2 separate regions of the Homo sapiens genome follow, and region 2 is linked to region 1. Evidence: read pairs that join two places in POLR2A ChIA-PET (ENCODE). Cell type or tissue: OCI-LY7. All regions are shown on one strand. Links, peaks and the distances in the headings refer to the core of each region. The heading gives the core; the rest is flanking DNA. Region 1 has its middle 41 kb from the start of PRSS58. Region 2 overlaps LOC107986855 (a long non-coding RNA gene).

Region 1 (2,916 bases), core at 256-2,755:
CAACCTCTGCCTCCCGAGTTCAAGCGATTCTCCTGCCTCTGCCTCCTGAGTAGCTGGGACTTCAGGTGCACGCCACCACCCCTGGCTAATTTTTTTGTATTTTTAGTAGAGATGAGGTTTCACCATATTGGCTAGGCTGGTCTGAAACTCCTGACCTCGTGATCCGCCCACCTCGGCCTCCCAGAGTGCTAGGATTACAGGCGTGAGCCACCATGCCCAGCCCACGTCAAACATGTCTTATAGCTCCTGTAATCCCTGAAGCACTTTGAGAATGTGAATATTATTCACAAAAGCTGTTTGAACAAATTAAAATGGCCCATGTGCCCATGAGAGTTGGTTTTATTCACTGTTATATTCCTGGTCCTCAAACAGTGCCTGACATATAGTTATGTGTTCCATAAATACCTATTGGATAATATTATTTTGATATCTTAAGTGTGTATATGGAGGTTGTTGGAGGCATTTCACCAGTAGGTGGTAGTTAGAGTTGCTAAACCTTTACTTCGGCGTTTCAAATGCCTTCTTGTTTTGTGCATTCCCCTGCGGAATCCCTTTGTATTCTATTCTCTCAATGCTGTATCAGGAGGACTGAGGGCAGATGGCTGACATGAGGGCAATGTGCCTCTTTCACCTCCAGGAGGAGCTACGACTTTAGTGAAATTCCTGAGTCATGTGGAGGGAGAAGAGAGGCAGGAGGGAGGAAAGGACTAACGAAGGAATCAAATGCTCTGGTATCAGGGTTTGCTCCTTGTTGTAGTTGAGAGACCATGTGTGGACAACTTGAAGACACTAAAGTCCATTCCACCTGGACCTGCATCTCTGCAGTCCCTCTGCTCATGCCCTTAGGGCCTCCTGTTATTCTAGTCTGTGTTCAGGTCCTGCATCCTAAGTAGGTGAGATGCTCCCTGGGGGTAGGGGTCGCAGATTATTTCTCTCATGTCCCCTCGAGCACCCACTGAAAGGTGCTTCCTCCCTAGTTGGCATTACCTTACTGGGTCTTAAAATGATGCACAGCTGGCTCCAGGGAAGGGCTCCACTGAGCTAGGTGAGGTGTCCTCCTGGAATTCACTGAGATGAGGGAGGGGAGCTGGAGTGTGCTCATCCTGGGTCCAAGACAGGCATCGGGAAGGCATCTGCCCAAAGGGAAGGGGTCTGTGTGTTAGGGAGGAGGGGAGCCATAAGTAGAAAGAGGAAGGGGAGACCCATTCATTCGTTGTGGGAAGGGCAGGCAGCTGCTAAGAAAAAAGCAACTGTCTAAAGAACCCGCCCTGCACACCTGGCCCTGAGAAGCTAGTCTAAACCCACCTCTTGAGGTGCCAGTGCCAAGCTTGGAAAGGAAAGAGGAAGTGTGAGCTGTAGACACTAATAGTGACACCAACAGGAGCAGAGACTTCCCAAGCAGCCCCTGTCTCAGGGCCAGGGAAGCACACCCAGACGACAAGGACACAGAGCAGGGAGACACAGGGTCCCCCTGCCTGTGCCCCGGGTGACCCTGCCATGGGCTGAAGTCTCCACTGTGGTGTGGTCCATTGTCTCAGGTGAGTCCTGGGCACAGGTGGGACATTTCTGTCCTTAAATTTTTTGCTTTTTTCATGGAACTGCTTCAGAAGATTCTGTCCTAGGCTTAGTCTGAATTTGGCTTCTTATTTTCATAGGCTCCATGGATACTGGAATTACCCAGACACCAAAATACCTGGTCACAGCAATGGGGAGTAAAAGGACAATGAAACGTGAGCATCTGGGACATGATTCTATGTATTGGTACAGACAGAAAGCTAAGAAATCCCTGGAGTTCATGTTTTACTACAACTGTAAGGAATTCATTGAAAACAAGACTGTGCCAAATCACTTCACACCTGAATGCCCTGACAGCTCTCGCTTATACCTTCATGTGGTCGCACTGCAGCAAGAAGACTCAGCTGCGTATCTCTGCACCAGCAGCCAAGACACAGCCCTGCAGAGTCACCGCCTCCCTGTGCACAAACCTCCTGGATCTAATCAGAAAACCGTGGGGGCAACGCATCCAGCTGAGCCTCAGCACTCGGTTCAGCATTCTGTAAGACCTCAGCAGACATCTCAGATCATAATACTGTCATTTATTGGATGTGGCAATGCTAAATTGCCCAGACTCCTGCAGCCTGTGGCCTGAGTTTGTCTTGAATGAGACTGTGCCTGAACTTGAATGTAGGACAGATGCCGTCAAGTTTAAGTTTTTCCAAGTATCTTTCAGTCGGTTTGTGCCTCTGGGAAATGTTGTGTGAGGTATTTAACACTCTGGCCTCACCAATCCACCTTCCAATATGGACTGTTTTTTGACTTTTCTTTTGACTCAAGTTAGACCCTGGATCTCAGCCCTCATCCCAGCTCCAAATATGTATGGTCAGACCTTTTCTTTTCTTTTCCTTTCTTTTTTTTTTTTTTCTTTTCTTTCCCTCCCTTCCTCCCTCCCTCCCTCCTTTCTTTCTCTCTCTCTCTCTCTCTTTCTTTCTTTCTTTCTTTCTTTCTTTGTTTCTTTGTTTCTTTCTTTCCTTCTTTCTTTTTTGAGACAGAGTCTCACTGTCTGGAGTGCAGTGGCGCGATCTTGGCTCACTTCCACCTCCATCTTCCAGATTCAAGCGATTCTCCTGCCTCAGCCTCCCGGGTAGCTGGAACTACAGGCGCCCAGCACCACGACTGGCTAATTTTTGTATTTTTAGTAGAGACAGGGTTTCACCATGTTGGCCAGGATGGTCTCAATCTCTTAACTTCTTGATTTGCCCCCCTCGGGCTCCCAAAGTGCTGGGATTACAGGCGTGAGCCACCGCGCCCGGCAGGTCCTTTTCTTTTTCTTTCTTTCTTTTTTTTTTGAAAAACTAAAGAATACCCAATCCCCTCCTCAGGTGGCTCTATCACTGCCTCACCCTGAGGACAGTATTT
Region 2 (2,916 bases), core at 88-2,587, 160 kb after region 1:
AAAGCAGTTACTTATGCATCCTATGATAAAGGTGTTAAGTTCCATTGCCCACATCTAACTTTCAGTCTAGTGGAAATGAAAAGGCACAGTTAGGGGGCATGTGAGCCTGCCATGAGAGAGGTCAATGCCAATTGAGAAGTCTGTGCCAATCCCCAGTACTGTGGGATTGAAGGGGAGGGAGAGATGACCTCTCCTTCAGACCATACTCAACAAGGAGGGAGAGGGAGTTCATCCATGGGAACCTGCGGAGCAGCAAATCCCAGGGGCATCTAACTCAGGGTGCAGGAGCAAATCATTGGAAATGAAAATGGTCCACTTCAGCTGTCACAGGAGACAGGAGAAAGAAAAGTCATACATTCCACAGTCCCCTGGCTGATTTTCTTCCTTATGATAGTATTTTGCACCAGCGTGTCCTCATCTCCCGCTGCTCCTCTGCCTCTTTCATAATCATCTCTTCCCTCTTTGCTGCTCAGATCAGTGGATGTGCATTGTACAAGCTGATCATTTCCTGTAGCAGCACCTTTGCTGGTCTTACTTATGTTCATCCTTATTTTGTGCATTAGGTATTGCTCCCTCCACCATTGCTTATTTCCTTGTAAGAGGTCTCCTTTATATATTTCAATTTTACTTTTTATTAATAGACATTTTTAACTTCATCTTTTGCTTATCTATGCTTTTGGGGTAACACTGTCATTTTTGGAGGGCATTTTTGTTTATCCTTAGTCATTCAGATTAAATAATCTCTTTATACCTCAACGTCTGTGTTTTCTTACTATTTAAAACCAAATATTGTTTCCTTTCATTCCTCTCCTTCTGTTCCTCTTTCTTTAGATGGTAGTTTTAAGGGAGAAAAAGTTAGACTATAACTGGAGCTATGTGATAAGAGTTATTCAGAATGAGGGTGGGATATTAAGATTGGTAACTCAAAGCAATAGTCAGGGTTAGAAGTAGTGTTGGGATGAGGGTTTAGGGAAGCTGCTCATAAAACCTGCGGGATGGCACTTCTGGAATATTCTGGCAGCTCGCTCTGTAGACATTTCTCAGCAGTCCTTGGGCCATTGCAGAAGAAACAATGATGAAACTTCACTTATTGGCCACAAGATGGCACTGTGGTCCACTGGGAACTAAAGTACTCTGGGCAGTCTGGGAGAGCAGCCTAGGAGGGAAAGGGTTAAGAAAAATTCGGGCTTGGATCCCATATTATGCAGATGTTGCAGCAGTTTTCAGTTATTGCTAGGCTACCTACAGCTATGCAAGAGGCGGGAAGTCCCTCTAATCTTTAATGACATCTACAGTTGAAGAATGTTGGCTGGGCAGCTTTGGTGTCAGAGCAGGTGCAGACAGAGGAGCAACTGCCTCAGAGGAAAAGGCGAAAGAAAGGGGCCGGCTGTGCCCTGAGTCCAGTCCATCTCTGCTGCACTTCATCTTCCCTGCATGTCTCTCCAGGCAACAGCTTTAACCTCCTTGAGTGATCAGGGATTCTACAAGTTTATAAGTCGTACTGATAACATCACCTTGGCTTAGATTCCATTGGATACCAAGCACGTGTTCTCTGGAGGGCCAAAAATATTGACAACAATTTCTAAAACACCTAAGTAAACAAACTACAGAAGGAAAATATTAGTAGATGCACCAAACAGTGCCGTTAGACCTGAAGATAATCAACGAGTAGAATTATCAAAAGGAGACTATAAATAAGTCTCTACTAAGTATTTGTGGGCATCGAGCAGTGTTTGAGTCCTCTCAGGGTAGATTAAGGAAGGAATTCAGCTATTATCTTGACTTTGGCTTGGATGAAAATCCATGACCTCCTCAATTGATTTTCTTGTAAAATATTACAGAATAATATTGAGCAAACATTTTATTTTTCTCCAGCCTGTATCCCTCCTTAGCACTAACAGGTAAAGCGAATACCTAGAGGCAAGGTTTCTTTAGTTGGGATCCATTAACTGCAGGACTGGGAGGTCCATAGCTAGGCTTCACAGGGAGTGCAAACCCCACGTGCAGGGAACCCCGTGTGTCTGTGCTGTGCCCAACTCCCCTCTGTGAGGCTGCCAAAGGGGGACTGCCGGGTCTCCCAGGACCCCACTCACAAAGAGGGAGAAAGCTGCTTGCTGGGCAAAAAAATCAATTCACCAATTGGCCAATCTGTTGAAAGCCAGAAAGAAAAGAAACGTTCAATTGTGAGACTGATGAATGCCCAATTTCCCAAGTTATAAAATGTATAGCAGCTCATGGTTCTCAGAATGATTTCAACAGTATATGAAGATATTTTTAGAAAGTTTTTGTTTTTCTAAAGCATTCCTTGATATTGATCCTCACTTGTTTTTCAGCCCACTCATCCGTTGAGCTTAATTTGATGCCAAATTTCAATGTTGCCTATTTCAGTCACTGACCACTTCTCACATTCTCCATATCTTACACAGATACGTGTGTTCCTGTCTTTTCTTCTTTTTGTGTGATGCATTTTTAAATTGGGCTGTACAGAATACAAGCATACATTTGTAAATGACTGCCATCTTTTATGCAGTTTAGCTGTTTAATTTTTAGTAACACTTTTTATTAAGGTATAATTGAGAGTAAAACACAAGTATTAATACAAAAACATCCTGGTACATTTTGACAATTGCATACACCAGTGCAACAGTAACTGAAATGATTATAAAAAAAATTTCCATCACTCAAGAAAGTGTCCTCATGCTCCTTTCCAATCAATTTCTATCCCAGAGATAAAAACTTTTCTGTTTTTATCACCATTGACTAGCTTTGTCTATTCTTCAGCTTCATATAAATGGAATCATATTTTATTAGTTATTTTTCTCCAAAATTAGTATTTCTGAAGTGTATTCATATTGTTGTATCAGTAGGTCATTCTTTCTTATGACTAATATTCCATTGCATAAATATACCACAAAT

What was found. ChIA-PET counts read pairs that join two places held together with the same protein. Peaks named below come from ENCODE experiments on the same cell type or tissue, not always from the same donor. Only the 100,000 strongest peaks of a DNase experiment are listed, where the experiment ranks them.
Region 2: POLR2A ChIA-PET joins it to region 1 with 8 read pairs; 1 of 35 experiments calls an interaction of 5 or more read pairs at or near these places.

The regions. Positions count from the first base shown.
Region 1 is chr7:142,297,514-142,300,429 of GRCh38, forward strand. It overlaps TRB and the pseudogene TRBV1. Among named protein-coding and RNA genes, the nearest start is that of PRSS58, 41 kb to the left of the region's middle. RefSeq lists an enhancer at 476-770. In OCI-LY7, for the core only: CTCF peaks have their summits at 641 (motif pointing right) and 848; DNase peaks (open chromatin) are centred at 638, 1,298 and 1,898; H3K4me3 peaks cover 841 bases; H3K27ac peaks cover 1,628 bases.
Region 2 is chr7:142,458,555-142,461,470 of GRCh38, forward strand. It overlaps LOC107986855 (a long non-coding RNA gene), which reads right to left. Exons shown (of 2, transcript XR_001745394.2): 2 at 2,539-2,916. It also overlaps TRB. Among named protein-coding and RNA genes, the nearest start is that of MIR11400, 15 kb to the right of the region's middle. In OCI-LY7, for the core only: CTCF peaks have their summits at 1,092 (motif pointing right) and 1,320; a DNase peak (open chromatin) is centred at 1,127.